4 separate regions of the Homo sapiens genome follow, and regions 1, 2 and 4 are each linked to region 3. A link is a loop called in an ENCODE intact Hi-C map of the cell type or tissue named here. Cell type or tissue: mammary epithelial cell. All regions are shown on one strand.

What was found. Hi-C counts contacts between places; a loop is a spot of excess contacts. Peaks named below come from ENCODE experiments on the same cell type or tissue, not always from the same donor. Only the 100,000 strongest peaks of a DNase experiment are listed, where the experiment ranks them.
Region 1: a loop joins it to region 3, with 11 times the contacts of the local background. A loop is called at or near these places in 2 of 110 quality-filtered maps.
Region 2: it touches region 3 in a loop (2.8-fold over the local background); 3 of 110 quality-filtered maps call a loop at or near these places.
Region 4: it touches region 3 in a loop (11-fold over the local background); 35 of 110 quality-filtered maps call a loop at or near these places.

What each region holds. Positions count from the first base shown.
Region 1 is chr20:47,195,356-47,197,855 of GRCh38, reverse strand. No RefSeq gene overlaps it. Among named protein-coding and RNA genes, the nearest start is that of MIR3616, 30 kb to the right of the region's middle. In mammary epithelial cell, a CTCF peak has its summit at 1,322 (motif pointing left); no DNase peak of the experiment used is centred here.
Region 2 is chr20:47,993,456-47,995,955 of GRCh38, reverse strand. All of the region lies in intron 1 of LOC107985436 (a long non-coding RNA gene), which reads right to left. Among named protein-coding and RNA genes, the nearest start is that of LINC01522, 4.6 kb to the right of the region's middle. RefSeq lists an enhancer at 2,384-2,500. In mammary epithelial cell, no CTCF peak of the experiment used is centred here; no DNase peak of the experiment used is centred here.
Region 3 is chr20:48,294,547-48,297,046 of GRCh38, reverse strand. No RefSeq gene overlaps it. Among named protein-coding and RNA genes, the nearest start is that of LINC00494, 64 kb to the left of the region's middle. RefSeq lists enhancers at 165-909, 910-1,653, 1,654-2,399. In mammary epithelial cell, a CTCF peak has its summit at 1,251; a DNase peak (open chromatin) is centred at 1,336; H3K27ac peaks cover 289 bases.
Region 4 is chr20:47,790,045-47,792,544 of GRCh38, reverse strand. The region is part of intron 2 of LOC124904921 (a long non-coding RNA gene); the gene reads left to right. LOC107985401 (a long non-coding RNA gene) reads right to left here and starts at 410. Exons shown (of 2, transcript XR_001754648.3): 1 at 93-410. In mammary epithelial cell, no CTCF peak of the experiment used is centred here; DNase peaks (open chromatin) are centred at 284, 1,234 and 2,174; H3K27ac peaks cover 2,500 bases.

The DNA.
Region 1 (2,500 bases), 1.1 Mb after region 3:
AGATCATGTCACTGCACTCCAGCCTGGGCGACAGAGCGAGACTCTGTCTCAAAATAAAACCAAAACCCCAAACAAATACCAAATACTTAATGGTTGAATTTATTTTTTTTTCTTTTTTGAGATGGAGTCTCGCTCTGTCGCCCAGGCTGGAGTGAAGTGGCGTGATCTCGACTCACTGCAATCTCCGCCTCTTGGGTTCAGGCAATTCTCTTGCCTCAGCCTCCCGAGTAGCCGGGATTACAGGCATGCACCACCATGCCCAGCTAATTTTTTTTGTATTTTTAGTAGAGACGGGGTTTCACCATGTTGGCCAGGCTGGTCTCGAACTGATGACCTCAAGTGATCCACCTGCTTCAGCCTTTTTTTGAGATTTTTGATACATGGTCTTGCCTTTCTCTGTCACCTAGGCTGGAGGGCAGTGATGTGATTGTGACTGCAGCCTCAAACTTCTGGGGCTCAAGCGATCCTCCCGATTCAGCCTCCCAAAATGCTGGGAATTATAGGTGTAAGCCACTGCACACGGCCAAATGGTTGAATTATAAAATCAGCATTTGGCTAGAGCCGGATTATCATCACTCTCAGATGAACTTCAGGATATAAAAATAAATCCGGCTGGGCTCGGTGGCTCATGCCTGTAATCCCAGCACTTTGGGAGGCTGAGGTGGGTGAATTGCTTGAGCCCAGGAGTTTGAGACCAGCCTGGTCAACATGGCAAAATCTCCACAAAAAATACAAAAAATTCAGCCAGGTGTGGTGGTGCACGGCTGTAGTCCCAGCTACTCAGGAGGCTGAGGTAGGAGGATCACTTGAGCCTGGGAGGTCGAGGAAGCTGCGGTCGCACCACTTGACTCCAGCCTGGGCAACAAAGTGAGACCCTATCTCAAACCAACCAACCAACCAACCTACCAACCTAACATTTCTCCCAGACAATTGAAGCCATTGTTACAATTACATTATTAAACACTGGCGCGGCCCATGTCTAAAGCTGGGCAGAGTGCAGGAACAGCGTTTCCCAGCCCTGTAGGTGGCTGGGCCACTCTCGAGGCCACCACAGCGTCCATCTGCCTCCTGCATAGACATTGTGTCAACCGAGGCCACCACTATGGTCACTGTAGAAGGTCACCTTACCATGACCTCTTGGGCCTAACATATCGTCGACGGTGCTGCAGTATCATCAGAGCAATCCCTGTAGCCCGGCGCAGCCCAAAGCAGACGCCTTGAGAATCCTTTCTCGGAAGGCTTGCGTTATTGCTCTTTCCGGGTCCCACTTCAAGTGGCACCTGCGGGCGGCTGGGTCAGCTGTGGGGCCGCACTGCCCCCTGGTGGTTGCAGATGAGCACAGCTTCTCGGGCGCTGAGCTTGCATCATGGGGCTCAAAATATTAGGGAAAAATGGTCCATCGTTTTTAACGCGAATTCTCCTCTTGCCAGAATGAACCACAGGTCCGTGCCACAACATGGGTACACCTCAAAAACATTCTGAGTCAAAGAAGCCAGGCACCAAAGATTACGCTCTGAGTCCATTTATATGAAGTTCTAGATCTGGCCAAACTACCTTAGCGACAGGAACCGGAACAGTCATGGAATGCGGATATAGACTGGGCAGGGGTGCGAGGGAGCCAGCCTTTTGCCTGGAAACGTTTTCCATCTTGATCTGGGTGCTGTAATTATCCCAGCATAATCATACGTAAAAATACTTGAGATTTGAGATTTGTGCAATAGACTTTATATTAATTATAAAATAAAAAAAATTTAAAATGTATGAAGGAATCCCTTGCCCAGACGCTTCATCCTGCCCCTTCTAGCCATTCTTTCCATGGCAGCCAGGGTGATTTTGAGAATATCAATCATATCACAGCACCCTCCTGTTTAAAACCTGATTGGTTTTAAGCACCCTGCTTAAAACCTTCTGATATCTTGTCACTGGATTTAGAATACAATTTAAAATCCAAAATGAATAGGGTCCCACGACATCTGGCCGGGCCTTGCCCTTGCGCCCTATCATGCTCGCACCCTCTGACCTTGGCCTTGGCCTCCAGCCACACCGGCTTCCTTTCCTTCCTTTGTCCTGCCTGGAACCGTGTATTTCCTGCACCTCTCCCTGGAATGCTGTCCCTGGCCTTTCTTGTTGTACTGGTCTGAGTTCAAGTGTCACCTCCTTAGAGGTGACCAGCGAGTCCACAGCAAATGCTTTTCGGGGGAGTCTGCACTGCATCAGCCCAATGCTTGCTTCCGGACTCCAGGCACTGTCTGAAGTGACTCTGTACTGGGGAAGAAAGCAGCCTCCTTCTTTGAGCTAACAGTACCATGCTGTGTGCCCTAAAAGTTAAAATCTCAGCCAGCAAAAAGATCCTCAATATTTTACCTCCTGGGCAAGCACCAAGACCCCTTTATGGCCCCTGAATGTTCCCTGGAGAGATACTGCCATCTCTGTCAAGAAGTTCTTCTTGGGACCCCTTTCAACAGGTCTTCTTGAAGTTGGCTAAAGTAGGCCTCCAAGA
Region 2 (2,500 bases), 300 kb after region 3:
GACGTACAGATGGCAAATAAGCATATAAAAAGATGCCCGCTGTAGTACGCAATTAGGGAAATGCAAATTAAAACAATGAGACTGGCCCCGGTGCCTCATACCTGTAATTCCAACACTTTGGGAGGCCGAGATGGGAAGATCCCTTGAGCCCAGGAGTTTGAGACCAGATTGGGCAATGTAGGGAGGCCTCGTCTCTATTAAAAAAAAAAAAAATTAGATACCAGTAACCACCTATTAAAATAGAGAAAATCCAAAACTCTGACAACAAATGCTGATGAGGATGTGGAGCAATAAGAGCTCTAATTTACTGCTGGCAGGAATGCAAAATGGTACAGCTACTGTGGAAGACAATTTGTCAGTTTCTTGCAAAACTAAACCTGCTCTTACCATACGATCCAGCAGCAGTCATGCCCCTTGCTATTTACCCAAATGAGTTAAAAGCTCATGTTCACAAAAAAAGCCCTGCTTATGGATATTTACAGCAGCTTCATTCATAGTTGTCAAAACTTAAAAGCAACCAAGATGTCCTACAGTAGGCAAATGGATAAATAAACTGTGATAAATCCAGATAATGGAATATTATTCAGCACCAAAAAGAAATGAGCAATCAAGACATGAAAAGACAAGAAGGAACCCTCAAAGCCTATGGCTAAATGAAAGAAACCAGCCTGAAAGGCCATGTACTATATGATTCCAACCATACAACATTATAGAAACGGCAAAACTATGACAGAAGATCAGAAAATTAGTGGTTGCGAGGGATTGGGGAAAGGGAGCAATGAACAGGTGTAGCACAAAGGATTTTTAGGGCAGTGAAAATACTCTGTGTAATATTATAAGGATGAACATATGTCACTGTACATGTATCCAAACCCATAGAATGTATAAAACGAAGAATGGAGCCTAATGTGAACTATAGTCTTTGGATGATAATGATGTGTCAATGTAGGTTCATCGATTTTAGCAAATGTGTCACTCTGGTGTGAGATGTTGATGGGGAAGATGTACAGGTGAGGGGGCCAGGGATATGTGAAAATCCTCCGAAACCTTCTGCTGATTTTGCTGTTAATCTAAAACTGCTCCAAAAAATAGTCTATTACAATTGAAAAAGTTCTGTCTTCACTCTGATTGGATCAATTCTGAACCAATTCCAGTGGCTAAGGGGAATACTGTGCATTCATTGGCTTAGCCCTGGGTTATGTGATCACCTGTGAACCAATCTCAGTGGCGAGGGGAACGTGATCCTGCCGTGGACCCATCTTCAGATCTCCAAATGTTTTCATGATGAAATATTTCACCTTTCTTAGTCAGTCTGGATGGTCTAGACTTGAAAAAGTAATTGACTCGTCTTCCAGCTCTCTTCCCATACACCTGAGTTAAACCAGACACTGTTAACTCCTAAGGATGGGGGCTGCAGGACTCACAGAGAAAATGGATGCAGAGAGCTGGCCTCCAGGGCCATCATGCTAACAGAAGAGGCAAAACACACGTGCTCACACAAGCACACTGTTCCACAGCAGCCAGGCCTATGCAAGCCTACCCTCAAAATTCCGAGGAAGCTGAAAGGATGAACAGAGAGGCTGACAAATCCAGTTTCTTAGGAAGAAACATGTAATAGGGATGTGCAAACAAAAGCCATGTCTGTCTCCTGGTTGGAGGTGAGACAAGGTGATGCATCCCCACACCATTACTCCCCAGACCCACAGGGAAGGGGTGATTCAGAAGGGATGTGTAGAACTATTGAAGTAAGATAACATCAAGGTTGTTTGAACTAAGGGCAGGATTTACAGTAAGTACCTGCTCTTACACAAGGAACAATAGATAAACTGAAAATCTTAGAAGTCTTCCTGAAACTGGGAGTAATCAGAAGCCAACATGGTGGATTCACTTCCGAAATGGAACTTCTCTGGCCTCCACATATGTACACATGTGCACGCACACACACACACACACACACCCTGCACACGTGCTCACAGGCACACACCCCAGTGCACATAGACATATGCACACACATACACCATGCACTTCTCTGGAAGAGAGGGGTCTAGGGAATAATCCACTTCCTGGAGACCCCCATGGCTCCACCATCACAATGTGGGTTGACAGTTTGAGGTATGTATTAGTCCACTTCTAAAAAATAAAGTTTTTTTTTTTCTTAATGGAGCTTCTAAACTGTTGCACAAAAAAAGGAGGCTAAGATGACGTCCAGCAAGAAAGTCATCTGTATAAAAAGATCTCTGTCATGAGTGGGGCCCAGAAGTCAGGGTAATGCCCAGGAAGGACCCCAGACAGACCAGAGGAGTCAAGTCCTGACGCCGAGTGCAGGGGCTCAGAAGTCAGGGTAATGCCCAGGAAGGACTCCAGACAGACCAGAGGAGTTGAGTCCTGATGCCGAGTGCAGGGGCTCATAGCCCAGCCTCCCTGCAGGACCTCACTCACTGAGGTACCCACCCCAACAACAGGGCAACTCCAAGGGCCCCTTGCACCTCAATATTCCATG
Region 3 (2,500 bases):
GAATTGCACCTGACATTGGGTCTCCTGGTTCTCGGCAGCTGGATCTGGTTCTGTCCCTGTGGGGAGGTGGCTGCACCTGCAGGTCCTCCCGGGATCCTGACTGATGCACAATAGACAAATCACCATGTGAGGAAACGCTTCAGGGAGGAGGGCGTCTCCACTCCCCAACAACCCAGCAAGACAAATCCAAAGGGATCCAGGAGAACGGAGCTAGCAGGAGCCTGCTGCTAAGGAGAACGAGTCGAGTGTTCTCATGTTTCTGAGGTTATCTAACAAGATGCACAGACTCACGTGGGACAGACATCATTTCAGGGCAAAGATGATACGCTGAGTGTGGGTTGGGTATTTGTGGCTTGAATTTTCAAAAGCATTTTAGGTGCATAGAAAACTATTCTGCAACAAACCATTTCACAAAGGATATCAAACTTTACAAGCACAGTGGAAGCTTCTAGTGTAACTCTCCACCATCATGTTTGCCTCCCTCCCTCTGAGAATCACACCTGAACTTTAGGTTTACTATGCTCGTGTATTTCACTTTCACTGCATTTTCATGTATGACCACTTTTCCAGTTTATTTTAACCTCTGTAGAGTACTCCACGCCATGAGCTCCAGCTGGTGGACATCCGGGCTGGCTCTGTGTTTTTCATGATCACAGACAAACAAAGCTGCCATGAATGTTCCAGTGCCTGGGTGCATGTGACACACTTGGGGCCAATGAGATGCAACAGGCCTTTTATTGTGGCTTCTGAGAGCAGCAGAGGCTCTTTTCTGCCGGGCTGAATCTGTCCTCAGCCATGACAGGAGATACTCTCTAAGAATGGTCCTGAGAGGGAAAAAGAAGAGCCAAGAGGCCAGGAGACACTCGTCCGGACCTGATGACATCATTGCAGCCTCTAGATCCAGCTGTGCCTGCAACGAACAAGGCATTCCTGGCACATTTTAGTCACCTGATGTAATAAAATTCTTTCATTTAAAGCTATTTAACTCGTTTTCTGTTGCATGCAACCAAGAGTGCTGACTGATTAAATCTTCCAATTATATGATGTTTTTACTTTAAAAGGAGTATTCAGTGCCTTCACCTGAAAGGAGCAATAATGGTAGTATTGAAGGCACACAGCAGTCCAGTGGTACTTAGAGGGTCCCTAAAATTATACTGTGTGGCCGGTTACTACTCAGTCCTTAGATTCAGCTGGTTCAGCAAGAAGAGTCATCAAGCTATCAGCTCTCTTCCCTCCTTTCTCCTGAAGGTGTCCTTCTTTACCTTTAAGACAGAGCACCCAACTAGCTTTGGCTGTTTTCAATTAGGCCTTCAGCTAAGAAATGGAAGGAAAATTTAAGGCCAGAATCATCGGAATGCGATGACGTGTACTTTCAAAAATTTTCCAGGAGGAGCCGACCTCATTCAGGACTTTGATGCTGGATTGAGTGCTCTGGTTCCACTCAAAGCTTAAGAATGCTTGACCTCTGATCTGTTAAGGCCTCAGACAAAGGGCAGACAATTACATGCAGGGAGAGAAAAATAGTTTTCTGGTTACAAAGATAATTTTTAATTGTTCTGCAATTGATGATTATCTAAATTTGAGTTTTGGTGTTTTTTTGTTGTTGTTGTCAACGTAAAGGAGTGAAGGATCCCACCAGCCTTCAGGCCTTGCTATTTAAGCAGGATGAACTAACACCTGCAGAATAATATCTGCATCTGTCACTGCTTAGTTGGATTTCAGGCCATGTCCTTTCGTCTTGCTAATCAGTTTTCCTGATTTCCTGGACTAATAACTCTTTCTCTGGTCTCCATTAGCTGCACATGCCATTTCTCTTGTAAAGACCTTTAAGTTTATGTTCTTATTTAAAGCAACGTTTGATGGACACCAGGCTTGCTTATTGAGTGTGTCTCTGACCCTAGGTCAAAGCAGAAAATGGGATTTTTGAGAAATGTCACTGAGGTCATGGTCGCCAGGATCAGCATAGTGAGCACAGACCCAGGGCTCAGAGGGCTACAGCAGGCAGCAGGAAACATCGTGGTGGTAAACTCCCGGGTCCTGTCTGAAGTCAAGTACCAAGGAGAGAGAATGGAAGCTTGGCAGTTCACTGAATTTATTCCAGAAGGCGAAGCTTGCACCTTCTCCTTGGTATTTGACTTCAGATAGAACCCAGGAGTTTACCACCACAATTCAGAGCTGACGAAGGACTGAGTTTTTCTAGATGAAAAAAAAAAAAGTTACCAAAGTGATTTGCACATTGTAGAACATTTCAATTCACAGATTTAACATCAGAGGCTTTAATGATTTGTAAATGACTCTGTGTGTTAATTGGGATGGCTTATGGGCAGTTAAAAGATCCCCAAATCTCAGCAGCTTAAAATAAGAAACAGCTAATTCTCTCAAATGCTATGTTTCCCTTCTGTGAATACAGTGGTGTCTGCACATTGTATTTGCTCAGGGCCCCAGCCTTCATCTTGACACATTTCTAGAAAATCACCATGACAGGTGGAAGCTAAAGTGG
Region 4 (2,500 bases), 500 kb after region 3:
CTCCAGCCCGGGCAACAGAGCAAGACCTTGCCAAAAAGAAAAAAAAAGTACAGGCCAGTAATAAGGTAAAATTCACAACAGAGTCTACCTACCAGAGTGGAGTGGGAGGGAATCCGCAGAGTCAGACCTTTGCCAGCGGATTCACTCTCATTTAGCAGAGGGAAGTCTCTGTTTGTCCTCTTCTCTCCAGGTTCCCTGCCTCGGCTCCTGTGTGAGCTTCCAAGGGCTGGTCTCAGGGGTGAGAATCAAAATGTCTAACCACAGGCCCTGACTCATCAGCCCAGATGCCTGCTGTAAACAACCAGAGCTTTTTCCAGGCAAATGTTGACCTAGCTGGTCTCACACAGGGCAGCATCAGCACTTCCAAGAAGTTCTCCCAGGGGCATTGTGCTTGGAGACAGTTTCTGTGTGAGCCTGTGAACAGCCAGTGGTGCTTAAAATCATGGGCCTCTGGCCAGCCTATTCAACATTAATCGTAAGTGCTTATGAAAGGTTGGCGTTAGATGCCAGATTCTGTTCTACGCTCTTGGTATATAAGCTCATTAATAACTCGCAACAGTCCTAGAAGGTGGAGAGATGATTGTCATTGTCCCTATTTGGCAGGTGAGTTTAAGGAACACAGGCCCACAGTAACACACAGTTGGTGCGTGGTAGCACTGGGATTGAAGCTGTGTGGATTTATCTCTAAAAACTAGGGTCCAGTCCCTCCATTTTACCACCTCTTCTGTTTGAAAACATCACATATGGGATATTCATTCCTTCATTTAACAAATATCTGTCGAGTGTCTACTCCATGCAAGACAGTGTTCTGGGCACTGCAGCTACAACAGTGAACAAATGGCCACGGCCCCTGCTCTCCTGCAGGTAGTGTGGGTGGGGAGTGGGGAGGGGGACATAGACCGCAGTCACAGACAGAAAATAAAACCAGAATTTCAGATAGTGGTATGTCATAGGAAGACGCTAAAATGGGGAGGGAGGATAGAGTGATTGGGAAGCATTTTTAGGTGAAACAGACAGGGACAAACTCTCCCAAGGGGTGACATTATGCTGAAACCCAAGTAATGAGAAAGAGTTTTTGGAGCACAATCTGGGGAGAGAGATGCCAGGGAGAGGCCACAGAAAGTGCAAAGGCCCTGAGGCAGGAAAAGGCTTGAGGAACAAAGTGAAAGATACCTTTGTGTCTCTGTGAGCAAGGGAGTGATTACGGAATTACTGTTCCTTTCCTTTGGTGTGATAATAATAGGGAGGTCACCTGGGAAAACAACTGATTCTTAGGAGATGCCTGCCCAAGTCCTGAGGGGTAATGTGTCATCATGTCTGCAACCACCTCTCAAATGTTTCTGCAACTTATAAAGCACACATGGCAAAATATTAGCAACTGTTGATTCTAGGTGGAGAGTATAAGTGTGTCCACTGTACTATTCTTTCAACTTTTCCATGTGAAATTGTCATAATAAAAATGGAAGCAAGACAGCAGCGAAAGATGTTGGAGTGCCAGGCAGGAGCAGGATCGCGTCTCCATCTAAGAGGAGGAGATTTTAGGCTGAAGAGTGGCGTGATCTGGTTTCCTTTGGCATCATTGCCTCAACTGCCCTGGATTTCAAAGTCTGGCTTTGCAGACCATGAAGGAGTATCTCTCTCAGGAGCACAAGACAGCATGTTTCCAATTCTGATTTAGTGAACACTCATTGTGTACCTTCCAGCCAGGCGTTGTGTGTGCGTTTTACCTTTATCAATCTCACTTAATCCACATGACAGCCAGCAATGTCCTCGATATTATCCTCATTCTTAAGATGAAACTGAGGCCCGGGAAGATCAGCCAAGGAGGGGCCAGACAGTGGAGGCAGAGCCTAGGTTCGTTAGAAACCTCAGCCCTGGGGGGGCCCTAAGTCATCATTCCACTTTTACTAAATCACCATCAACATTCATCATAATTGATTAATTAATTATGATCAAAGCTTAAAGGTGATTTTTCTGAAATACGATTGCAAAACTAGATGCACTGTTCCAGAGAGAGCCCTAAAGTGAATTGCACTAATGGTCAAATGGATCCTGCTTTTCCCCCTGAGAAAACTATCATCCAACAGAGTTCCAAGCACTCTCCCTTGTCCACAGAGATCTGCAGCTGTGCTGCCTGGGGCCACATTACTCATTTTAATATTCAATTGCACATTTGCTGATGCTGTCTGTGTGCCTGGATTTCATCACATCACAAAATATGTGGAACCCACATCTTTAATCTTTCTTGCCTGCTTATCCAAAGGAAAACCACTAGTGTGGTAAGCAACTAGACAAATTGTCCTGTTATCTGCGTTCTTAGAACAGTATCTTAACTGGAGGCAGCCCTACTGTCTTTCACTGGTAAGAATTCAGAATAAACATCATCATTCTTTGAAATCACTCATAAGCAGCCCCCAGGAGACTGCAATTATACCCGTTTATAATTCTCCTCCCTCCCAAACTAACCCTTGATTCATAAATGTGCACTTTTCGGCGTCAG